7 separate regions of the Homo sapiens genome follow, and all the other regions are linked to region 4. A link is a contact called in ENCODE Hi-C or POLR2A ChIA-PET data. All regions are on one chromosome and are shown on one strand. Each heading gives the region's core, a stretch centred on a gene start or an enhancer-like site at or near the end of the contact. The rest is flanking DNA. Distances are from core to core; before and after follow the strand shown. Region 1 holds the start of RAVER1 (ribonucleoprotein, PTB binding 1). Region 2 holds the start of DNMT1 (DNA methyltransferase 1). Region 3 holds the start of ECSIT (ECSIT signaling integrator). Region 4 holds the start of CARM1 (coactivator associated arginine methyltransferase 1). Region 5 holds the start of PRKCSH (PRKCSH beta subunit of glucosidase II). Region 6 holds the start of ANGPTL6 (angiopoietin like 6). Region 7 holds the start of S1PR2 (sphingosine-1-phosphate receptor 2).

Region 1 (3,373 bases), core at 874-3,373, 540 kb before region 4:
AAAAAAAGAGGCCGGGCTCACGCCTGTAATTCCAGCACTTTGGAGGCTGAGGCAGGCGGGTCACAAGATCAAGAGATCGAGACCATCCTGGCCAGGAAGGTGAAACCCCATCTCTACTAAAAATACAAAAATCAGCTGGCTGTGGTGGCGTGCACCTGTAGTCCTAGCTACTCGGGAGACTGAGGCAAGACAATTGCTTGAACCCGAGGGGTGAAGGTTGCAGTGAGCAGACATCAAGCCACTGCACTCTAGCCTGGCGACAGAGTGAGACTCCGTCTCAAAAAAAAAAAAAAAAAAAAAAAGAGTATGCCTTTAGGGAAGCCATTTAACCTGCATGAACCTCCTTTTGCAAGATTCACTGTTTCCAACAACTCTGTAAGTGAAGTATTAACAAACTCATGTTGTATATGAGAAAACTTAGGCTAGGAGAAGTGAAGAGATCTGCTGGAGGCCATGCAGTTGGGCAGCGCAGCCACCCATGGGTACCTGACTGGGGAGCCCACCTTCTAGTAAGCCCCACGTTGTGTGGGTTCACATGCCTCCCAATTTCCTCCTGCTGATAAAGCTGCCCTCTTCCAAGCCAGCTCATTTATTTTTCTTTTTTTTAGAGATAGTGTCTTGTTCTGTCACCTAGGCTAGAGTGTAGTAGCACAATCATAGCTCACTGCAGCCTCAACCTCCTAGGCTCAAGTGATCCTCCCACCTCAGCCTCCTGCGTAGCTGGGACTACAGGCACGCACCACCATGCCTGGCTAATTTTTAAAAATTTTTTGTAGAGATGAGGGTTTCACTATACCGCCCAGGCTAGTCTCGAACCCTTGGGCTCAATACAGCCTCTTGCCTCAGCCTCTCAAAGTGCTGGGATTAAAGGGATGAGCCACCATGCCCAGCCTCTCAAGCCAGCTTTGAAGGCAAAGTGCTGGCGCCTGCTGGGACCAGACACACTGTGCATCTTGCAGGAGAGACAATGTGTTCCCAGCTGAGAGACTGCAGACACTGAGAGGAAGACCCAGAAAGAAACCTGACCATCCTTAATGATCCCTGTCCCGATCTGTCCCCAAATTCAGCCCCTCCCAACATCCCTGGGGTTCCACTAGCCACGTGCCCACCCGGTGTGCTGGTGGGCCGGAGAGCAGGGAATCTCAGCAGCAGGAAGCGAGAACCTATTTCACCGCCATAGGGCAGGGCAGTATAGATGCCATTTCCCTGGGTCCAAAGAGCATTGGGAAGCGCTGCCCCATGCTGGCCCCATGAGAAGGGCACTCCTAGCAGGAAGATTAGCCACGAGGGGCTCCATAGAACACAGGCCTCGCTTCCTTCCTGTAGGTCTGTAGGCTGGTGGCAGAAGACCCCATTTTCCCAAATTAATCCTGAGGTTTTGGGGGCTGAGACCCAGGGGCTGCTGTTAACTTCCGGATTTATCTCTGAGAGCAGTGAATAAACGCGTGATATGGAGGGGCGTACTCTCCGCAGTCCTGAAACTTCTGGATGTGAGGTCCCGCCACCCTGTGGTAGAGTGGGTGGAGAAAAGCATCATCCAAGCAGGGGGCAACTGGTGGTCCAATGTACCAGCCCATTCACAATTCCCCAACAGGACCAAAGCTGTCCGCCCCCTTCCATTCCCCGCCCGCTTCCATCACTTGGTGTCGCCCAAGCCTGTGGTCGCCCCTAGCAACGCCCTCCCTCACTTCGCAGTCGGTTTCCCCTTTCATCATCGCCCCCCCACGTCCCGCTCTTGGTCTCTCCCGATCCCGCGTGGATCCGGTGCTTGGGCGCCCCCGCCAACGACCCCCGCGCACCTCAGCGTTGGTGTCGCCCGGTTCCCCCCGCGCACGCGCACCGTGGTATTTCCCGCCACGCTCCTACACCGCCCCCCCCAATACCTGGTTGGTCACGTCCCCCGGGAGGCCCCGGATCAGTATCTTGCGGCGGTTACGGAACTGGCGCTCGGTGTGTTCCAGGCGTTTCCGGATCTCTTCTGGATCTAGAGGCGGCAGCTCTTCTTCCGGCGCCCGGCGCTCCGCGGCATCGCCGGCTTCGACTTCGGCCCCAGACTTAGGGCTCAGCGGGGGCCGGTGAGTAACGGACACGTCCGCCGCCATCTTGGGAAACCCGGCGCCTTCTGGGACCAGCGAGCCGGGGCGGAGCGGCATAGAGCGGCAACGAGGGCGCGCCCGTCGATTGGCTGGGAGAAACCCCACCTCCTTCCCGCCCCCCTTGCCCCGTTGGCTAAGCCCCAGCCCACCTCTCAAGAGTTCAAGCTGCGTCTGCGCGCCACAGGCCCCGCCCCCTTCCGTCGCAGCGACGCTACTCAGTGGATGTGCACCTGGGTGGGAGAGACTTGCAGCGCGGGTGGAATCAAACCACAGATTAGGGAGTTTGAAGGCTTTATTGGTGCGGAATCTGAGGGCACAGCCAAGCCCCCGCCAACTTTGATCCCGGATCCCAGCGTCACTCAGCTCTGGACGGTTCTTCCCCCATTGCTTCTGTCGGCTGCATAGACGTGAGGGGCAGATAGGTGCTCTCCTCCCTAACATGGTAACTGCCGCTCCGTTGGTGCTCCCTGAAGACGTACATTAAGGCCAGTACGATAGTCACCACGCCCAGGGTCAGTAACACCGCCACGAAGACGGGGACAAAGTGGGAGCTCCCAGCTGTGCAGAGAAAGCGCTAAGTCAATATGCGTCCCTTCTGTCTCCAACCCCCCCGCCCCCCGGCTTACCGGTCCAGACCCGCAGCCCCGTGTTAGCTCACCCTCAATGTCCATCACCACGACCAGGGTGTATTTGCCTCGTGAGCTGGACGCTTGGCACTGATAAGTACCATTATGTGTTACGTTGACGAAGAACGGGATCCCCACCGGCACCTCCCGGCTGGAGCCTTCCTTCAAACACCGCAGCTCGGGGTACGGGTTGCCCCTGGCTTGGCACTGCAGGACGTGTCTCGTTTTATCTTTCCATTTCAAGTGCTGGGGGCATGTGGCTCGGTCAATTTTGGGACCATCTGTGGAACCACCATGTGTGATCAGACACCCAACACACCCGAGGCACAGTGGTGCAGAGGAGCGTCTAATCTTTCCAGGGCAGGGGTGGAGGGATTAAAGGTCAGGGTGACCGACTCACACAGGACTCGCAGCTGGACGCTACTGTTCCTGTGCAAGAACTCGCCGTCCACCTCGAGAGTGGCACTGCAGAAGAAGCTGCGTCCGTCGTCACTCTCGGTAGCATTTAGCTGAAGTTGAGCTGGCTGCCCCGGGGCCGCGGCCGGAACTCCGTCCAGCGTGACCTGGACTCGAGCCCCAGCCATGCAACTCACGGTCACTGTGGACCCCTCATGGGCGGTGGGCTCGCTGAGGTTCACAATGGGTCCTAGG
Region 2 (3,501 bases), core at 892-3,391, 680 kb before region 4:
GCTGAGGCAGGTGGATCACGAGGTCAGGAGTTCGAGACCAGCCTGACCAACATGGAGAAACCCCGACTCCACTGAAAACACAAAAATTAGCCAGGCGTGGTGGTGTGCACCTGTAATCCCAGCTACTTCGGAGGCTGAGGCAGGAGAATCACTTGAACCCTGAAAGTGGAGGTTGCAGTGAGCCGAGATCACGCCACCGCATTCCAGCCTGGGTGAAAGAATGAGACTCCATCTCAAACAAACAAACAAAAAAAAGTAGTAGTTAAGGCATGATGGCTCATACTTGTAATCCTAACCTTTGGGACACAAAGGCAGGAGGACTGCTTGAGGGCAGGGGTTTAAGACCAGCCTGGGCAATATGGTGAAACCTCACGTATACAGAAACAAAAACTAAGAAAGTCATCTGGGCATGGTGGTGGGCGCCTGTGGTCCCAGCTACTCAGGAGGCTGAGGATCCCTTAAGCCCAGGAGTTCAAGGCTACAGTGAGTTATAATTGTGCCAGGGCACTCCAGCCTGGACAACAGAGTGAGACCCATCTCTAAAAATAAAAAGTGTTTCTTTTTTTGAGACAGGGTCTCACTCTGTCACCCAGGCTGGAGTGCAATAGCGCGATCTCAGCTCGCTACACACAGCCTCAACCTCTGGGGCTCAAGTGATACTCCCACCTTAGTCTGTTGAGTAGTTGGGACCACAGGCGCACGGCACTACTCCAGGCTAATTTTTGTATTTTTAGTAGACATGGGGTTTTGCCTTGTTGCCCAGGCTGGTCTCAAACTCCTGGCTCAAGAGATTCGTCCGCCACTGCCTCCCAAATTGCTGGGATTACAGGCATAAGCCACAGCACCCAGCCTTCAAAAAAAAAAAAAAAAAGAAAAGAAAAAAAGCGGGGGTTGAACCAAATATCCATCCCTCCCCAAAGACCCAAATCAGAACCGGACTGGCCCAACCAGGTCAGTTAACAAGCCTAAGGAAATAGAAAAATGGCAAAGAGTGCTTTCACAAATCCAGCTGGAAGTGTCCACGCCTGGTGAGGGTTCCTCTGACTCACGCACACCTCACTTGAACAAGTTTTCAGGAATGAACTGATGGCGTTCATGAACAAGGGGCTGGGACCAGTGCTCCCACTGATCCTTGTGCACGGAAGTTGGACAGAGGCATGAACTGCTAAAGCCAGGGCCTCCAACATTAGACACACACTAAAGAACACACCCATGAACACACACAAACACACACGAAAGTGTAGCCAGTTCTCATTAGCAAGACTTCCCTGATGCCCACGGCTCACAGGCACAGATTTACAGGAAAAGACCAACCATGCAGCCTTCACGCTTCCCGGGCCCTGCGCTGCAATGCACGGTTAAAGTTCCTGCCAAAACATGGACTTTCCCAAGGAGCAAGAACCACACAGTCCCAACTGACAGAATGAGTACCCCACGGAAGGCTGGGCTCTCGAACATGAGCCAGCCCAGCCCAGGCCCCGACGGGTGACATCCGTCTCTGGAGGCCGCCATCGAGATGCACAGCTTTGGGGGAAAGGCACTGAGGGACCCCCCACCACAGAAGCGCCCCCGGGGACCGGGCCGGACACCGGAAGTGGAGGCCGAAGTGCCGGTGCCCGAGGGGTGTCCGTTGGCCGCGGGCTGCCCACTTCCTGTGCGACCAAGCTGGAGTCAAGAGCCCGGCCCACCGCTGCTTGAAGAAGGGGACCCCGGAAACGAACCCAAAGCTTGCTGTATTTGGGGATCAAAAGAGAACCCCCACCCCGCCTAGTTTCTAGCCACCAGGGAGCTACGGGGGAATCCACGGTCCATTTTGGCGCCAAACAGCCCGGGCACGCGCGACCGGAAGTGCCACCCTGCCCGCGCCAACTGCCGCTGCGCGCCGCACCACCCCACGCATGCGCGCCCGTCTGTCAGCAGCGGCCACCGGCCACCCCGAGGGGAAGCGACCCCCCACCCAGCGCCCTGCCTGTCCCCCTGAGTCCGTGTTCCCCCCCATGGTACCTACCGCCTGCGGACATCGTCGGGCAGCGAGATGGCCGGGACGGCCAGTGTGGGCACCCGGGCTGGGGCGGTACGCGCCGGCATCTCGGAGGCTTCAGCAGACGCGGCGGCGGCAGCGCAGGCGCCCCGGCTTTTCGCGCGGAAACCGATGGGGAGGGGCGATGAGCGGAGGCGGCGTCTACCACCCCAGTCCGGGCGTGGGGGAGGAGGGGATGTACCAAACGGAGAGAGGCGATACCCTGTGCAGAAGGATGGAACGGAGCCGGCCATGCCCAGGGAACACGCATGCGCAAGGCGGGCACACACCCCCCCCACGCGGAGCAGTGGGCTCGTCCAAGCTCCACGGTTTGCTGGGAGGTGGGCACGGTGCCCGAGGCATTCATTCATTCATTCTTTCAGGTGTGATGGGGATAAAGCAGCGAGAAGCCCCCAAGGGTTTGTGAGAGCCCTTGAGTAAAGTCCTCAGTTCCAATCCAACCTCCATCTATTTGCTGGCTATACGACCTTAGGTGGGTCACTACGGCTCAGCCTCTGTGTCCTCATCTGTAAAACGGGGTAATTGCACCTACTCTAGAAAATCTTGAGTATACACAGAATTTGTAGCTAGTACCAAGAATCTCACAGTGTATAGAGGCCCATGCCACTTCTATACCCAGTGTGTGGGGGGTTTTTTGTTGCCTTTTTTAAGCACCACGTGGCTCACGCCTGTCATCCCAGCACTTTGGGAGGCCAGGGTGGGAGGATCGCTTGAGCCCAGGAGTTTTAGACCAGCCTAGGTAACATAGAGAAACTGCATCTCAAAAAAAAAAAAAAAGAAAGAAAGAAAGAAAGAAAAAAAGAAAAACAAAAATTAGCTAGTCGTTGTGGCATGTGCCCATAGTCCAAACTACTCCAGAGGTTGAGGCAGGAAGATCACTTGAACCGGAGAGGCAGAGGTTGCAGTGAGCCATGATTGTACCACTACATTCCAGCCTGGGAGACAGAGCAAGACCTTGTCTCAAAAAAATAAAAATAAAAAGTAAGAATAAATTAAGAAGCACCATGTCAGGCGCAGTGGCTCACGCCTGTAATCCCAGTGCTTTGAGAGGCCCAGGTGGGAGGATCGCTTGAGGTTAGGAGTTCAAGACCAGCCTGAGCAACATAGGGATACCCCATCTCTACAAAAAATACAAAGATTTGCTGGGCATGGTGACACACACCTGTAATCCTAGCTACTTGGGAGGCTGAGGTGGGAGGATGGCTTGAACCCTGGCAGTGTAGGCTGCAATGAGCCATGATTGGGCCACTGGACTCCTGCCTGGGCGACAGGGTAAGACCCTGCCTCACTCTGTCACCCCGGCTGGCGTGCAGTGGTGAGATCTTGGCTCACTGCAACCTCTGCCTCCCAGGTTCAAGCGATTCTCATGCCTCAGCCTCCCTAGTAGGCTGGGATTACAGGCGTACTCCACCACGCCTGGCTAATTTTTGTATCTTCGGTGGTAGAGACAGGGTTTCACC
Region 3 (3,032 bases), core at 460-2,959, 660 kb after region 4:
AATCCCAACACTTTGGGAGACCAAGGTAGGAGGATCACTTGAGCCCAGGGATTCAAGACCAGCCTGGGCAACATAGAGAGACCCCATCTCTACAAAAAAATTAAGAATTATCCAGGCATGGTGGTGAATGCCTGTCATCTCAGGTACTCAGGAGACTGAGGCTGGAGGATCCTTTAAGGTCAGTAGTTAGAGGTTGCAGTGAACCATGACTGCACTTGTGAATAGCCACTGCACTCTAGCCTGGGCAACATACTGAGATCCTGTCTCTAAAAATAAATAAATAGCCAGGGAGCAGTGGCTCATGCCTATAATCCTAGTGCTTTGGAAGTCCAAGTGGGGAGGATCGCTTGAGCCCAGGAGTTCAAGACCAGCCTGGACAACATAGCAGGACACGATCTTTACAAAAATTATTTTAAAAAATTAGCTGGACCTGGTGGTGTGCACCTGTAGTTCCAGCTACTGGGAAAGCTGAGGCAGGAGAATCACTTGAGCCATGGAGTTTGAGGCTGCAGTGAGCTATGGAGTGCACTGCACCACTGCACTCCAGGCTTGACGAACAAGTGAGATCCTGTCTCTAAAAAATAAAAATAAATAAATAAAATCAGATAGGGTCTACCCCTCTAAACTCAACTCCTACCACTGGCAGCTTCAGCTACACTGTTTCTGAAAGAAACTAAGTTTATCCCATCTCAGAACCTTTGTACTTGCTTTTCTCTCTGTCTAGAGCTTTCTTCCTCCAGATCTGCCCACAGCTGTCTCTGGTCATTTCAATGAAAGGTCTTCTTTGACCATCTCCCATTCCCCACATTCTAAAAGCCCTCATCACCCTATTAATTTTTGTTTCGGAGACAGGGTCCTGCTCTGTTGCCCAGGCTGGGGTGCAGTGGCACAATCACGGCTCACTACAGCCTCAACCTCCTGGGCTCAAGCAATCCTCCCACCTCAGCTTCCCGAGTAGCTAGGACTACAGGCGTGCACCACTACGCCCAGATAATTTTTTGTAGAGAACAGGGTCTTGCTATGTTGCCAAGGCTGGTCTCGAAACTCCTGGGCTCAAGCGAAATTCCCGACACCATTAACGCATTTTTAGTAACTTATCAGTATCTGAAATCACCTGTTTCGTTTATTTCTAATTTGTTCAAAGTCTGGTTCCCCCAGGAGATGAGAGATTTTTATCTATCTTCCTCATTGCTGTGTCTCCAGCACCAAGGACAGTGCCTGGTATATGACAGATGCCTAACGAGTAACAACTGAACGGAAACAAGCCTCAATTTCAAAAAAACACCTATAAATCTGAACCCCGAGGTATGGTGTACGTACAACAGCTTTGAAACCGGCTGCCAGGATTCTGGGTCTCTTGGGGGAAAAAGGCAGACGCGGATTCCAAATCCTGCCCGGTTGCCGACTTGCGGCGTGACCTCTCGCGAGGTCATCTGCAAAATGGGAGACTGGGGGCGTGAGGCGGCTGGCACAAGACAGGCGGCCTTTCCCAGCGCGTCCCCGCCCCCACTACGAAAGGTCATGGCGCCCTGGCCCTGCAGCTGGGTCCCTCCAGGGCTGCCCTCTCGCGCTGCCGGGTCCTGAAGGGCCCGCCTGCAGCCCAGCAGTTCGCGTTCGCCTACCCGCGCGCGACCTACCTACTCACGCGGCCAGCCGCGGACTCCAGGCCAGCTCTGTCTTGTTGCTGGGCGCTGCCATATTGGCCCAGAGAGCGTCCGGGTCAGGGAGCTCCAGGGAGGTAGCAAATCAAGAAAGCTGGTGTAATAGGTCCCGCCCACAACGCGAGGTGGGCCAATAGGAAGGCGGAAGGATCTGGGACCCGCCTCATAACGAGCCAGGCCCAGCCTCTAATGAGGCAAGACGCACTCCAGACCTGGGAACCTTGAAATGGCCCGGGAGGCTGGACTTGGGAGTCATAGTCTATGAATCCAGTCGCAGGCCCCAGCGGCTGAAATGAGAAAATGAATTAAAAAAAAACAAAAAGTGAAAGGGGGCCGGTACGGTGGCTCATGCCTGTAATCCCAGCACTTTGGGAGGCCAGAAGTTCGAGACCAGCCTGGGCAACATAGCGAGACCCCCTTATCTACAAAAAATTTAAAAATTAACTGGGCATGATGGCGCATGCTCATAGTCCCAGCTATTCGGGAGGCTGAAACGGGAGGATCGCTTGAGCCCTGGAGGTCGAGGCTACAGCGAGCCATGATTGCACCCCTGCACTCCAGCCTGGGCAACAGAGTGAGACCCTGTTTCTAAAAATAGTAATAATAAATAAATAGGGCAGGGCGCGGTGGCTCACGCCTGTAATCCCAACACTTTGGGAGGCCGAGGCCTGCGGATCACCTGAGGTCAGGAGTTCGAGACCAGCCTGGCCAACATGATGAAACCCCGTCTCTACTAAAAATACAAAGTTAGCAGGGCATGGTGGTGGGTGCCTGTAATCCCAGCTTCTCGGGAGGTTGAGGCAGGAGAATCGCTTGAACCCGGGAGACGGAGGTTGCAGTGAGCCAGGATAACACCACTGCACTCCAGCCTCAGCAACAGAGCGAGACTCTGTCTCAAAAAATAAATAAATAAATAAAAATTAGTGGGGCGTGGTGGCGTGCTCCTGTGATCCCAGCTACTCGGGAGGCTGAGGCACGAGAATTGCTTGAACCCAGGAGGTGGAGGTTGCAGCGAGCCGATATAGCACCACTGCACTCCAGCCTGGGCGACAGAGTGAGACTCCGTCTCAGTAAATAAATAAATAGGAAGGCCTCAGTGAGGTGTCCTTTGAGTAAAGGCCGGAGGAAGTGAGTGAGCCATCTGGATATCTGGGGAACGCTTTTGGCACTGGGAACAACAGCAAAGACTCTGTGTGGTCGGAGTGGAGTCTTTGGAGGAAATGGGATAAAACGAGGTGAGATTGAGTAATGGGGGCTCCTGGTCTCCCCCAGAAAGCACCAGATTTAGGCTGTTAATAACTAAGGTGGATAAGCACATAAAATGGGCTATTGGCAATAACAGTGTCCCCCGGGAAGGAAGGCTATCTGCCC
Region 4 (3,360 bases), core at 614-3,113:
CCTTCCCCAGTGGGTTTTTGAGCATAGGGTGCCCTTGGGTGTGTTGTGTGTCTGCCTGCTGGCTTGCTTAAGTTATTAATTATAACACGGGTCAAGGTGTTCCCAGGCCTCTATGGAGTGGAATCCTTCAAGCTGGGGACCTCTGGATCCCATGGTTGGATGGCTGGGGGGTGGAGCGTGTCTGAATTCACCAAATTTGAAGCATCTCTCAAGGGCAGTCAGGGTGGTGTATGCGGAGCCTCCTGGGGGTGTGGGGAGTGCAGCAGTGCCATGCCAGGGTCTCTGCAACGGTACTTGCATTAGAGGGTTTAGGAGGTGGAATGACAGGGGCTACGGGTGAGGGACATGAAGGAGAATGAGGGCCCCTCGCAGTGGCTCACACCTATAATCCCAGCACTTTGGGAGGCCGAGGCAGGGGGTTGCTTGAGCCCAGGAGGTTGAGGCTGCAGTAAGCTATGATGGCACCACTGCACTCTAGCCTGGGCAACACAGTGAGACCCTGTCTCAAAAAACAAAAGGGGCCGGGCGCGGTGGCTCATGCCTGTAGGCCCAGCACTTTGGGATGCCGAGGCGGGCGGATCACCTGAAGTCAGGAGTTCAAGACCAGCCTGACCAACATGGTGAAACCTCGTCTCTACTAAAAATAAAAAATTAGCTGGGCGTGGTAGAGCATGCCTGTAGTCCCAGCTACTCGGGAGGCTGAGGCAGGAGAATCACTTGAACCCGGGAGGCGGAGGTTGCGGTGAGCTGAGATCGAGCCATTGCACTCCAGCCTGGGAGACAGAGCGAGACTCCGTCTCAAAGAAAAAAAAAAAAAAAAAAAAGGAATGAGGCGTAAATGAGGTCTAGGGAAGAGTTAAAGCTGGAGTGCTAGGAAGTGGCCCAAGCTCACTGGGTCGCCCAAAAGAGATGGGGCCACCCAAAATGAAGGGGGATGCAGAGAGAAGACGGGTTTGTGTGGCGGGAGAGGGGCCCTGCGCCGGGCCAGGCTGGACTCAGCATCGTTGGAGGAGGGGCTGAGAGAGGAGGGGGTCAAAGGATATCTTGTGCGAAAGGAGACAGTCAAACATTAAGGATTAAGAAGGCAATGTGGGCAGAGATGATGGGGAAGGGAGGAGGAGCGGTCGAATGTCGGGGAGGGGTCCTTTCAACCGGGCTCAGGTTGCTCCTGGAGGCCAGGGCTCATCGGAAATCGTCGGTGCGGGGGCGGTGGGGGGAAGGGTTGGGGGCGAGGCCCGGGCGCTGGCCACGCCCTTTCCCCCGCCCATTCCCCAGAGCGGGGCGGCTGACAAAGCGAGTCCGGGTGGGAGGGCGCGGGCAGGCACGGGGGCGGGGCCTCGTCGCGGCTGGGCCACGCCTCCCTGAGGGCTGCCTCACAAAGCCGGGCGGGCCCGGGGGGGTGGGGCCCAGTCTCAGGGGCGTGTCCAGGTCGGGGCAGGGAAGCCGCATCACGACGCGCGGCTGCTTGTGTGGGGCGGGGTACAGGGCGTGTCCACGCGGCCGAGCACCGCCCCCGCCGTCCCCGCACCGCCTCACTCGAAAGCAGCCGTTAATGAGGCGCCGGCCTGGGGGCGGGGCCCAGGCCTCCGAGGGGCGTGCCCGCGCGCCCGAGCACCGCCCCCGACGTACCCTCCCGCCCCGCAGTTCCCGGGCGGTGGAGCCACCTCACAAAGCGGCGACCGTTCTCGCGGGGCGGGGCGTAGCCGGTCCCGCCCCACGGGGTGCCCTCTCGTTCGCTCGCTAGCTCCCCGCGCCCAGGACGGCCGGCAGAGGGCGCTGCGCCACGGGGCCGGGCCGCGGCGACGGTGGCGGCGGCGGCGGCGAGGCGGCGCGTGGCCGGCAGGCGGCGCTGCCCGGCTCGGCCTCGGCCTGCACGGCGGCTGCGGCGGCGGTAGCGGCAGCGGCGGCGGCGGCGGCGGCGGCGGCGGCGGCGGCGGCGGCGGCGGCGGCAGCGGCGGCGGCCTGGGCCCGGGCGCAGCGGCGGCGGCGGCGGGGCCTGGAGCCGGATCTAAGATGGCAGCGGCGGCGGCGGCGGTGGGGCCGGGCGCGGGCGGCGCGGGGTCGGCGGTCCCGGGCGGCGCGGGGCCCTGCGCTACCGTGTCGGTGTTCCCCGGCGCCCGCCTCCTCACCATCGGCGACGCGAACGGCGAGATCCAGCGGCACGCGGAGCAGCAGGCGCTGCGCCTCGAGGTGCGCGCCGGCCCGGACTCGGCGGGCATCGCCCTCTACAGCCGTGAGTACGGGGCCCCGGGGCAGGCGCAGGGCCGGGGCTGCTCACGAGGCCGGCCCGGGGCGGGGGCCGGCGGGGAGGGGCCCTGAGCGCGGGGGCCTGGCGTGGGGTCCCCGGGACTGAGCCGGTGGCCTGCAGGGAGCGACCGTGGAGGGCCGGTGCCAGGGGACAGACAGAGAAAAGAGGGCGTGCGTGGTGGCCGGAGGGGCAAGGTGCCCAGAGTGAGCAAGGGAGCGCGAAATGGGGAGTGAAGGGCCTGAGATTTGGGAGGGGTGGGTGAGCAGGAAGTGGGGGGCTCTGAGTGGAAGGGGAATTTGGAGGACGCCAGGCGTGGTGGGCTTAAGCGTGGGGGAGGGAGGTCCGGGGTGCGGGAGAGGTGGGCGTCTCGGGGGCGGGCGTGGCCGCCTCTGCAGGGAGGAGGGTGGGGCGTGGGCGGCCCGGGATCCCTCTGGGGACCCCCTGGATAGCTCAGGACGGTTGGAAAGTGTTTGCTGGTCTGGGGCGCCCGCGAGTACCGAGTTCCACCGCTGTGCGAGGTGTGGCGTTCAGGACCCCCGAATGGGAAACTTCAGGATCTGGGGAGAGGGCCCATGCGGGGACGGTGGGAGCCGCAGGGTGAGCTCCTCGTGGAAACGTGGACGGGACGGGCCCCTTCCTGATGCCGGGCTTCGAAGTAAGAGCTAACAGCCTCCTCCCATCTTCTTTTGGGGGATGTGAGAAGCTGGTTACATTTTCCGAAGCTGCTTTCAAAACTGACATTTCACTGGGGGGAAAAGAAAATCACAAATGCGTTTGCCAGCACCCCCCACCCCCGCTCCCAGTCTTTGTAGTTCATTCTTCTTCTTGTTACTCCTTCTTATCTCTTCTCTTTGATTCCTTGTTCACATTTTGCTACTCTGTGTCATTTGGCTTTGTCTTTCAGGGCTTCTTGCACTGATGCCCTGGGGAACCCCTCAGGAGGCCTCTAGCTAGCTTGGGTCCTGTGTGAATTTTTTGCCACTTTGGAAACGGCCCGATTAAAGGAAAGCCCGAGGAGCAGTCCGTTCACACTGGGTTTTCCCTGCACCTCGACTTTGAAAACGTGGACTAAAGGAGTTGTGTCTGCTGTCCGAGGGTGCCGTCTCTTTTTG
Region 5 (3,370 bases), core at 557-3,056, 560 kb after region 4:
AGGTGGAAGGATCGCTTGAGCCTAGGAGGTCAAGTCTGCAGTGAACTGTTATCCAACCACTACACTCCAGCCTCAACAGCAGAGCAAGACCCTGTCAGAAAGAAAGAAGGCTGGGCGCGGTGGCTCACACATGTAATCCCAGCACTTTGGGAGCCAAGGCCGTGGATCACTTGAGATCAGGAGTTCGAGACCAGCCTGGCCAACATGGTGAAACCCAGTCTCTACTAAAAATATAAAAATTAGGTGTGGTGGCACGCACCTATAGTCCCAGCTAGTCAGGAGGCTGAGGCTCGAGAATCGCTTGAACCTTGGAGGCAGAGGTTGCAGTGAGCCGAGATCATGCCACTGCTCTCCAGCCTAGGCGACAGAGCAAGACCCTGTCTCAAAAAACAAAAAACAAAACAAAAAAAAACGCGGGTGCAGTGGCTCACGCCTGTAATCCCAGCAGTTTGGGAGGCCGAGGCGGGCTCACGCCTGTAATCCCAGCAGTTTGGGAGGTCAAGAGATTGAGACCACCCTGGCCAATATGGTGAAATCCCTCTGTACTAAAAATACAAAAATTAGTTAGGCGTGGTGGCGTGTGCCTGTAGTCCCAGCTACTCAAGAGGCTGAGGCAGGAGAATCGCTTGAACCCGGGAGGCGGAGGTTGCAGTGAGCCGAAATCGTTCCACTGCACTCCCACCTGGCAACAGAGTGAGATTCTGCCAAAAAAAAAAAAAAAAATAGAGAAAATAAATTACAAGAAAGTATGAAGTACAGTTCAGTCGGTTCTGAACCCATGAGAAGTTTTAAGAGACAGAGAAGGAAAAACATGAACTAAGTATGAGTTTTTGCCCAGAAACGGTTTACCTAGACTCATGCTGGAGAAATACCTTTGTCACACCATGAAGATTGGATGGGCACTGTTGACCCCTGACCCTCTGTACCCTCTGGAGCCATCTTACCTAACAGTTGTATCTTTTTATGTAACTCAGCCACCTGAGAGTGCACAGAGGGCTTCCCTGCACCTCTGTGGAAGGATCCTCCCTTGGAACGGCCTGGGGTCCACGCCTGGGCTGTGCCCTTGCCTCGGAGGTGGCTGGGTTTGCCCGAAGCCTCCCTGCCCTTGACCCTGGAAGAGGGCGTCGAAGCCTGGTCCTGAGGAGGCAGGGCGTTGGCGGAGGCCGCCCTGCACAGAGGAGATGTCATGATGGGGTTGGGGCTGAAGGCCCCTAGGGGTTAGGGGGATAACTAGGAGTCAGTCGCCCCTGTCAGGGATCCGTCAGCTCGGATTCCTAGGGCTCTGAAAAATGCACTTTCCGACCGCTAGGTGGTTGCGCTCCGCATCTCTCGGTTGCCAGGTAACCGCCTCCCCGTCTCTCTCCACTGTTTCCATGGAGATCACCCGCGTTCCGTGGCTGACACTGCGTTCTCATTGGCTGAGGCTGCATAGAGGGGCGGTCCCAACAGTGGGCGGGGTAGAGCCGCGCCGCAGGACGGAGGGTCTGGACACTTTGGGGTCACGTGCTCATTCCGTTTCCCTACCTCCCCCAACCTTATCCCGCCCCTGGGGGTTCGCGGGCATTTTTCAGGAACTTTCTTTCCGGCTTGAGAAGCCGCCACTCCCAAGATGGAGGTACGCTGCGCCGCCATTAAGAGCTAGCCCTCAGAACTATCCTCTCTAAGGTTTCACAGTCCTGCCCAAGATGGCCGTCTCGGCTCTGGCACCGCCCCCACTCCTGCCTCTCCCAACATGGCGACCCTGAGTCTCCGTTCCCGGTGCGGAACGTACGACCGGAAGTGACGGGGTCCAGAAATTTCCGCTTTCTTTCTGCAGCAGGAACCGCGGCTGCTGGACAAGAGGGGTGCGGTGGATACTGACCTTTGCTCCGGCCTCGTGTAGGTGTGAACGAGCGGGTGGGAGGGCACCTCAGTTTCTTACAGGGGGCAACCGGAGGGTGCATGTGTGGGTGTGGACGGCGGAGGCTGTTAATCCCTTTGGTCTGTTGGCGGGAATTGGGTCACAATTGGGCACAGGGAGCGGAGGTTTTGAGATCTTGAGATCCTCGCCATTGATTTGAGCAAAGTGAGACTGGCCAGGATTGGGGAGATCGCTGCCCCTCGCCCCCATATCGGAAACAAAGTGAGGCCTCATTGCCTGGAAGCGATGGAGGAATCCAATTGGCTGGAAGTAGCCCTCTCCCACTGACCGGGATCCGCTTTCTTCCTGCAGCGTGAAGACACAGCGCATCTCCCCGCTGTAGGCTTCCTCCCACAGAACCCGTTTCGGGCCTCAGAGCGTCTGGTGAGATGCTGTTGCCGCTGCTGCTGCTGCTACCCATGTGCTGGGCCGTGGAGGTCAAGAGGCCCCGGGGCGTCTCCCTCACCAGTGAGTCCTCCTGTTCACCCTCCCGCCAGGCTGGAGGTGGGAGGGGCCAACATTGGGCCTTAGGGATAGGCATTTACAGCCTTTTGACTCAGTTTCCCGGTAGTGCTCCGCTGGTGGGGATGGGAGGACAGAGGTGGTATTTGGTGGAGAAGGCGCTTACCTGCCCTGGGCTGAGCTTCCTGTACCCCGCAGATCATCACTTCTACGATGAGTCCAAGCCTTTCACCTGCCTGGACGGTTCGGCCACCATCCCATTTGATCAGGTCAACGATGACTATTGCGACTGCAAAGATGGCTCTGACGAGCCAGGTGAGCCTTTTCTCTGTTCATCCATCAGATGTTTATTGAACACTGCTCAGTGCCAGGCCCTGTCTGTGTGACCAAGATACTACCTCTGCTGGCTCCCCTTTGAGTGGGCAGAAACAAGCTCAGAAGTCAGTGGTCAGTGTTATGGCCCCGGGCAGCTGGAGGAGCCCAGAGTCGTCCTCCTCCCAAGCCTCGGGGTCAGAGAAGGCTCCTCCAAGGAGGTGAGGTTTCAGTTGAATCCCGAAGGTGCTGCAGATGGAGGGGTCAACACGGGCAAACCCCTAGAAGTGGGAGACAGGGTGGGGCCAAGAGCAATCCAGCAGGAGACAGAGGTGAAGGGAGACCCTGGCTTTTTGTTTTTGTGTGTTTTGAAGAGACAGGGTCTTGCTTTGTTGCTGAGGCTGGAGTACAGTGGCATGATCGTAGCTCACTGCAGCCTGGAACTCTTGGGCTCAAGTCATCCTCCTGCCTTGGCCTCCCAAAGTGCTGGGGTTACAGGTGTGAGCCACCGTGCCTGGATGAGACCGTGTCTTTGGTTTTGTTTTTGTTTTGAGACGGAGTCTTGCTCTGTTTCCCAGGCTGGAGTGCAGTGGCGCCATCTCGGCTCACTGCAAGCTCCGCCTCCCGGGTTCACACCGTTCTCCTGCCTCAGCCTCCTGAGTAGCTGGGACTACAGGCACCCACCACCACGCCCAG
Region 6 (3,462 bases), core at 862-3,361, 770 kb before region 4:
ACATATCCCGAGGGTCTCCATCTCACACACACATTGCCTCATTCATGCATTCAACCACAGACACCTTGAGTGCCTATTGTGTGCCAGGGATGCTGTTTTAGGCAATGAGGACACAGCCTTAACCCAAACAGACAAAATTCCTGCCCTTGCAGAGCTGACATTCAAGTTGGGAGAACAGAGAAATAAGTCAAACAGCCGCTAGGTAGGTCAGAGGGTAATCGTGCTTAGGAGAAAAATGGAACAGGCAAGGGGGTGACAGTCCCGGAGGTGGGGGACATTTAATAGAGGAGTCAGGACTGGGTGTGCTGACTCACGCCTGTAATCCCAGCACTTTGGGAGGCCGAGGTGCCTGTAATCCCAGCACTTTGGGAGGCCGAGGTGCCTGTAATCCCAGCACTTTGGGAGGCTGAGGTGGGAGGATCACTTGAGGCCAGGAGTTTGAGACCAGCTTGGCTAACGTGGCGAAACCCTGTCTCTACTGAAAATACAAAAATTAGCCAGGCGTAGTGGCACGCGCCTGTAGTCTCAGCTACTCAGGAGGCTGAGACACAAGAATCACTTGAACCCGGAAGGCAGAGGTTGCAGTGAGCCATGATTGCACCACTGCACTCCAGCCTGGGCAATAGAGCGAGACTCTGTCTCAAAAAAAAATAAAATAGAGGAGTCAGGAAAGGCCTCACAGAAGAAGTGACACTTGACTGGAACAGTGCCTCATGCCTGTAATTTCAGCACTTTGGGAGGCCAAGGCAGGAGGATTGCTTGAGCCTAGGAGTTTGAGACCAGCCTGGCCAATATGGTGAAAGTCCATTTCTACTAAATATAAAAATAAAAATAAAATAAAGAATAAGGGACACTTTCACAAAGACCTGATGGAAGAGAGAGAAGAGGAAGAGCATTCCAGGCAGAGAGAACAGCAGGTGCAAAGGCCCGGAGATTGCACCCAAGAAATGGCAGAAAGGGGCCAGGCACGGTGGCTCACGCCTGTAATCCCAGCACTTTGGGAGGCCGAGGCGGGAGGATCACCTGAGGTCGAGAGTTCAAGACCAGCCTGGCCAACATGGTGAAACCCCGTCTCTACTAAAAATACAAAAATTAGCTGGGCATGGTAATGCATGCCTGTAATCCCAGCTACTACTCAGGAGGCTGAGGTGGGAGAGTCACTTGAACTCAGGAGGCCGATGTTGCAGTGAGCAGAGATTGCGCCATTGCACTCCAACCTGGGCGACAGAGCAAGGCTCAAAAAAAAAAAAAAAAAAAAGGCCAGGTGCGGTGGCTCACGCCTGTAATCCCAGCACTTGGGAGGCCAAGGCAGGTGGATCACGGGGTCAGGAGATCGAGACCATCCTGGCTAACACAGTGAAATTCCGTCTCTACTAAAAATACAAAAAAAAAAAAAAAAATTAGCCGGGCATGGTGGCGAGCGCCTGTAGCCCCAGCCACTCCAGAGACTGAGGCAGGAGAATGGCGTGAACCCGGAAGGCGGAGCTTGCAGTGAGCTGAGATCGCGCCACTGCACTCCAGCCTGGGTGACAGAGCGAGACTCTGTCTCAAAAAAAAAAAAAAAAAAAAAAAGAAATGGCAGAAATGTCTATGAGGCCGGAAGAGAGAAGGGGGAAGCAGGAGGAGGTAAGAAGTGTCAGGGCAAAGTGTGAAGGGTCCTGTGGGCCCGGAGGAGGACTTGGGTTTTACTCTGAGTCAGGCAGGAGCCATGGAGGGTTCTGGGCTGGAGATGGCCACATTTACTTCTGGACTCAGACACCAAGCAGGGGCTCACAAGGATCCGGGGGTAGGGTCCTCTCTTTGTCCCCGATCACTGACATGCCCCACCCCCCACAACAGAGATTGAGCAACCCCCCAGAACTGGGACGTGTGTATAACACCCGCTGCCTTTTACACTCTCAGCCTGGGGTGGCGGGGTGGCCTGGGGGCCCCCAAGCCAAGCTGTGGTCGGAGTTTCCCCACAGTGAGAATCAACCTCCACCTACCTTCCCACCCTCTCACCTCTGATGCCCAAGACCCTGAATCCAGCGAAGCTCACAGAACACACAAGAAGTCCAAGGAAGAGCCGAGGGTCCAGTGGGGCCTCTGAGCTAGAGACGGGGAGAGGGCAGTGGGACAGAAGGAGAGAGGAGGCTTGGTAACCACTCCCCAGCCCCCAGAGCCTGGGAGTGGAGCTGGGATGCTGGGCCCAGGAGCCCAAACTATAAATATTTAGCATTTCCCGAATGAGAAATGAGACAGAATTGCCAGACCCCCCTGCCCAGGCCACCAGAGCCTGATAACACAGGTCAGTGTCCTGGACATCCCTCCCTTTCCCCCACACCCTCCACTGCAGAGCCCAGAGCGTGGGAGGCTGCAGGCCCTGGGGCAGCCAGGCGTGATCCCAGCCCCAGACACGCACACACCACACATAGAAAGAGGAACATCACTGGGGACTTACCGTGTGTAGGGCTTGGCTCTAAACTCTCCACACCTTTTACGTATTTGATCCTTACAACCTGAGCTGGATTCTGTATGTACCCTCATTTTACAGCAGGGAAAACTGAGGCTCAGAGAGGGTAAGCAACTTGCCTGCGGTCACACAGCCAAAAAGAGACCAGGATGGGAGCCAGCCAAGGTAGCTTGACTCAGAAACTCACACATGTACACCACAGCTGTCACACACATATGGGCACATAACAGAGTGGACACAAACACACACACACACATTTGCACGCACGCACACATTAACACCCAGCGAAAGTCTGGGTGCAGTGGCTCATGCCTGAAAGCCAGCACTTTGGGAGGCCGGGGCAGGTGGATTACCTGAGGTCAGGAGTTCGAAACCATCCTTGCCAACATGCTAAAACCCCGTCTCTACTAACAATACAAAAATTAGCTGGGCATGGTGGCATGCGCCAGTAATCCCAGCTACGCGGGAGGCTGAGGCAGGAGAATTGCTTGAAGCCAGGAGGTGGAGGTTGCAGTAAGCCGAGATCGAGCAACCGCATGCACTCCAGCCTGGGCGACAAGACTGAAATTCCATCTCAAAAATAAATAAATAAATAAATAAATAAATAATAAATAAATAATAATAAAGTGAGGAATTAATTAATTAAAATAAAAAATAAATATAAAAGACACAGCTGTAAATTTTTAAATTGTGATAGAAACAATATATTCTTAAAGTGAAAACCCTACCTCAGTTACATGTGATTTATGTTTTTTGGATTAATCTGGATTTTATAATTAGAAATAAAAATGTAAGGCTGGGCGCGGTGGCTCACGCCTGTAATCCCAGCACTTTGGGAGGCCAAGGTGGGCAGATCACGAGGTCAGCAATTCGAGACCAGCCTGGCCAAGATGGTGAAACCCCGTCTCTACTAAAAATACAAAAATTTGCCGGGTGTGGTGGCCCATGCCTGTAATCCCAGCTACTCAGGAGGCTGAGGCAGGAGAATCGCTTGAACCCGGGGGGCGGAG
Region 7 (3,136 bases), core at 333-2,832, 640 kb before region 4:
GACCCCCAGTCTACAATAGCAGCCATCTCCAAGCCTTTTCTAATCACAGAATCTCGTTTTATTATCTGCACAGCGCTTGCCACTATGGGAAACTATCATGATATCTTTCCTTTTCTGTCTGGCTTCCACCTAGACAGTCAATGCCTAAGGCCAGGGAGCAAGTCAGTTATCAGCCCCTACAGGGATGCCTGGCACAAATAAAACACTCAGAAAACGTGTGGAATGGGCAAATGAATGAATGAATGAATGAACCAATGAACAAAGGAGACCCTAGTGGGTTCCCAAGGGTGGAAACTCCTAAGCTCAGCCCAGACCCAAACAGCAACAAAGGAGCCTGGAGACACCTCTGGTCCGCGGGCAGCGCCCCCATCGCCCACCATCAACCAGGCAAAGCCCAGCGTGTCTCCATGGAGATGGCAGCAGGACCCGACCCCGTGCTGGCCCGCACTCTCGGCCTCCTTATCTGGTTTAGGAATGCGCGGTATCCACGCTCGCTCGCGCGGGAGCCACGCCTCCTCTCCCCCCCGCCCCCGAGACCGCCACACGCGCGGGGCCCCCACGTCTCCAAGCGGCACTGGAAGGATTCCTCTCCGTCCCGCCAGGGGTCCCGCCTCGAGATTCTGGGAAGACTGGGGGTGGGGGACCAGATCGCAGCAGCAGCTGCACCGCGAGTTCCGCGCCTGGCCGTGTCGCCCCACGAGGGGGACTGTGGGCTCAGCGCGTGGGGCCCGGAGCATCTGACAAGGACAGAGACAGAGGAGGGGGTGGAAATCCCCGGGTGAGTCAACCCGTGCCTGAGAAGGGGGCGAGTTCCGACGCTCCGCCCGGCTCGGGGCCACGCGAGGTCCGCGCCACGCGCGCCTTCACCCACGACCCATCCCTGAGCCGGAGTTGAAAGAGGAGGCGTCTGAGCCACGCAGTCACTTTCTCTTTCCTTACAAAACAAAGCCACGCCCCCCGCCGGGGGACCGGAGGAGGCAAACAACTTGGGGAAACCGAGGCAGAAAGCCCGACGTCCGACCGCCCTCCCCGTGGGTGCCGCCCCTTGGCTTGGAGGCTCCACGGCGCGCACATCCTTTTGCCCTCGCTCAGCCGGAGTCAGCCAGGAGGGGTGTTGCCCCCCCCCAAACACACTCCCCAAGACCCCGGTCCCCGAGCACGGCGTCCTGCCTCCCAAAGACTCCAGTCGAAAGCGCTCGGATTCAGCCTTCTCCCCGGCGCCAACTTCCTGCCGCTGAGAAAGGCGGGGAGCACAGTCTGCGGGTTCGCGGCCGAGGCAGTGGGGGCCGCCCGGATTCTTGGAGAGGGCGCACTGTGACCACCCGCTCCGTGCAGCAGGAACCCAGGCGGCGCGTGCGCGCCCCAGCCCCCCGATTGGGGCCCCTCAGCTCGGATCCCGAGACCTCAGGGGACCAGGCCCGCCTTTTCTGCCTCCTTGTCGCCACGCGCGCTCACCTGGCTAGGCCGGCCCGGCTCCCGGCCCTGGCCGGAGGGGCCTTGGCGTCTGCGTCCCCAGGGCGGCCGCGGCTGGGGCTGGGGTTGCCAGCCGGGCTCGGCTAAGTCCCGGGGCTGGGACGAGGGACAGAGGGGGGGGCGGAGAGCCGCCGCCTCTGCCCCCCGCTCGCCCCGCCCTCCTCTCCTCCCCTTTCCGGCGGCGGCTGCAATGAATTCCAGATGTGACCGGCCGGCTGGCCGGGGCGCACGCGGGGGCCGACAGGAGCTGCACGGAGGGCCCTTTGTCCGCCCCCCCCACCCGATCTCTCACTCTGCCCCTCCCAGCCCCCACCCGTGAGAACCGGCCGGCGCGAAACGTCACGCAGCCTGGTGACGTCACAGTACTCCTGGCCAGGTGGCCTCAACCTGAAACAACTGTCTTCAACCCCAGGTTACCTCTGGGCTTACCCCTGGGACCCTGGACTTGGAAGAAAACACGAGGTCACATTTATTGACTCAACAAAGAGCCTTGGAAGTACCTACTAGGTGTCAACGCAGCAAATAGGCATTAAGTGCCTACTGTGTGTCCACCCAACAAATAAATTCCTACTAAGTGCGATGTCCTGTCCCAAAGACAAAATTGATCTCTTTTTTTTTTTCTTTTTTTGAGACATGGTCTTGCTCTGTCATCCAGGCCAGAGTGTGGTGGCTCAATCATAGCTCACGGGAGCCTCAGCCTCCTGCCTCAGCCTCCAGAGTAGCTGGGACTACAGGTGCGCCATCATGCCTGGCTAATTTTTTGCAGTTTTTTGTAGAGATGGGGTCTCGCTGTGTTGCCCAGGCTGGTCTTGAACTGCTGCATTCAAGCAATCCTACTGCCTCAGCCTCCCAAAGTGCTGGAATGACAGGCGTGAGCCACTGTGCCTGACCAGTCTCTCCCTTGATAGGACCTCCAGAATTCAGGTGCTGCCCTGTTTCCCTTGGGGGACTGGGGACACTCCACACTCTTTCCTGCCTCTGTAGATCACTGTCCCCTCTGGCGGGGCCCAGTTTGTGCCTGCCTTCCAGCGTCGGGCCCAGTCTTCTATCCAGATTTCCAATTTTCACTAATTCCTGGGCATTTCTGTGTGCCTGCCTGCGGAAATGATGGACACTACACCTTCATCGAATGATGTGTGTGTGTGTGTGTGTGTGTGTGTGTGTGTGTGTGTGTGTAACCAGCAGTTCGACAACAGGATAGGAAAGCCCCTCATTCCAGCAACAAAATTTTTTTGTTTGAGACAGAGTCTTCCTTTATCTCCCAGGCTGGGGTGCAGTGGTGCCATCTCAGCTCACTGCAACCTCTGCCTCCCAGGTTCAAGCTATTCCTGTGCCTCAGCTTCACAAGTAGCTGGAAATACAGGCGCGTGCCACCACGCCTGGCTGATTTTTTTGTATTTTTAGTAAAGACAGGGTTTCACCATGTTGGCCAGGCTGGTCTCGAACTCGTGACCTCAAGTGATCCGCCTGCCTCGGCCTCCCCAAGTGCTGGGATTACAAATGTAAACCACAGCACCTGGCAACAAATATTTTTTATGCACCTACTGGGCACAGCAGTGAACAACAACAACAGCAACAAAAAGGAAAAACTCCTTGACCAGATGGATTTTTTTTTTTTTTTGAGACAGAGTCTAGCTCTGTCGCCAGGCTGGAATGTAGTGGC

Evidence for each region. Hi-C counts contacts between places; a loop is a spot of excess contacts on that map. ChIA-PET counts read pairs that join two places held with the same protein, here RNA polymerase II (POLR2A). Pooled maps may share reads with other maps.
Region 1: a pooled map shows a loop between it and region 4 (22-fold over the local background). The contact joins the promoter of RAVER1 here to the promoter of CARM1 in region 4. A Hi-C loop is called at or near these places in 2 of 37 single-sample maps with no recorded cell type and 10 of 50 pooled maps. POLR2A ChIA-PET finds 5 or more read pairs at or near these places in 2 of 52 experiments (OCI-LY7 and WTC11).
Region 2: a loop to region 4 is called in a pooled map, with 12 times the contacts of the local background. The contact joins the promoter of DNMT1 here to the promoter of CARM1 in region 4. A Hi-C loop is called at or near these places in 6 of 50 pooled maps. POLR2A ChIA-PET finds 5 or more read pairs at or near these places in 2 of 52 experiments (OCI-LY7 and RWPE1).
Region 3: a loop to region 4 is called in a pooled map, with 18 times the contacts of the local background. The contact joins the promoter of ECSIT here to the promoter of CARM1 in region 4. A Hi-C loop is called at or near these places in 1 of 168 maps with a recorded cell type or tissue (ascending aorta) and 12 of 50 pooled maps. POLR2A ChIA-PET finds 5 or more read pairs at or near these places in 1 of 52 experiments (OCI-LY7).
Region 5: a loop to region 4 is called in a map of naive thymus-derived CD4-positive, alpha-beta T cell, with 27 times the contacts of the local background. The contact joins the promoter of PRKCSH here to the promoter of CARM1 in region 4. A Hi-C loop is called at or near these places in 1 of 168 maps with a recorded cell type or tissue (naive thymus-derived CD4-positive, alpha-beta T cell), 6 of 37 single-sample maps with no recorded cell type and 19 of 50 pooled maps. POLR2A ChIA-PET finds 5 or more read pairs at or near these places in 3 of 52 experiments (B cell, GM12878 and WTC11).
Region 6: a pooled map shows a loop between it and region 4 (7-fold over the local background). The contact joins the promoter of ANGPTL6 here to the promoter of CARM1 in region 4. A Hi-C loop is called at or near these places in 4 of 37 single-sample maps with no recorded cell type and 8 of 50 pooled maps. POLR2A ChIA-PET finds 5 or more read pairs at or near these places in 1 of 52 experiments (activated CD8-positive, alpha-beta memory T cell).
Region 7: a map with no recorded cell type shows a loop between it and region 4 (4-fold over the local background). The contact joins the promoter of S1PR2 here to the promoter of CARM1 in region 4. A Hi-C loop is called at or near these places in 4 of 37 single-sample maps with no recorded cell type and 4 of 50 pooled maps. POLR2A ChIA-PET finds 5 or more read pairs at or near these places in 1 of 52 experiments (CD8-positive, alpha-beta memory T cell).

The regions. Positions count from the first base shown.
Region 1 is chr19:10,331,406-10,334,778 of GRCh38, forward strand. RAVER1 (ribonucleoprotein, PTB binding 1) reads right to left here and starts at 2,124. Exons shown (of 13, transcript NM_133452.3): 1 at 1,884-2,124. The coding sequence starts at 2,102. It overlaps ICAM3 (intercellular adhesion molecule 3), which reads right to left. Exons shown (of 7, transcript NM_002162.5): 5 at 3,123-3,373; 6 at 2,755-3,003; 7 at 2,371-2,654. The coding sequence ends at 2,452. RefSeq lists enhancers at 601-1,517, 1,518-2,434, 1,925-2,144, 2,385-2,524, 3,149-3,373 and a silencer at 1,529-1,752.
Region 2 is chr19:10,192,812-10,196,312 of GRCh38, forward strand. It overlaps DNMT1 (DNA methyltransferase 1), which reads right to left and starts at 2,142. Exons shown (of 41, transcript NM_001130823.3): 1 at 2,009-2,142. The coding sequence starts at 2,088. RefSeq lists a silencer at 1,846-2,085 and an enhancer at 2,346-2,575.
Region 3 is chr19:11,527,425-11,530,456 of GRCh38, forward strand. ECSIT (ECSIT signaling integrator) reads right to left here and starts at 1,710. Exons shown (of 8, transcript NM_016581.5): 1 at 1,638-1,710.
Region 4 is chr19:10,869,690-10,873,049 of GRCh38, forward strand. CARM1 (coactivator associated arginine methyltransferase 1) reads left to right here and starts at 1,864. Exons shown (of 16, transcript NM_199141.2): 1 at 1,864-2,233. The coding sequence starts at 2,014. C19orf38 (chromosome 19 open reading frame 38) reads left to right here. Exons shown (of 7, transcript NM_001136482.3): 7 at 1-101. RefSeq lists silencers at 1,124-1,913, 2,044-2,093, 2,184-2,393 and an enhancer at 3,134-3,313.
Region 5 is chr19:11,433,829-11,437,198 of GRCh38, forward strand. PRKCSH (PRKCSH beta subunit of glucosidase II) reads left to right here and starts at 1,807. Exons shown (of 18, transcript NM_001289104.2): 1 at 1,807-1,878; 2 at 2,213-2,368; 3 at 2,561-2,677. The coding sequence starts at 2,290. ODAD3 (outer dynein arm docking complex subunit 3) reads right to left here and starts at 1,293. Exons shown (of 13, transcript NM_145045.5): 1 at 945-1,293. The coding sequence starts at 1,188. RefSeq lists enhancers at 1,412-1,911, 1,485-1,894, 2,145-2,364.
Region 6 is chr19:10,100,567-10,104,028 of GRCh38, forward strand. ANGPTL6 (angiopoietin like 6) reads right to left here and starts at 2,112. Exons shown (of 6, transcript NM_031917.3): 1 at 2,002-2,112. RefSeq lists enhancers at 2,122-2,171, 2,242-2,291.
Region 7 is chr19:10,229,749-10,232,884 of GRCh38, forward strand. It overlaps S1PR2 (sphingosine-1-phosphate receptor 2), which reads right to left and starts at 1,583. Exons shown (of 2, transcript NM_004230.4): 1 at 1,456-1,583. It overlaps MIR4322 (microRNA 4322), which reads left to right and starts at 665; the gene lies at 665-737. RefSeq lists enhancers at 78-127, 208-287, 227-941, 2,088-2,137 and silencers at 468-517, 1,228-1,887.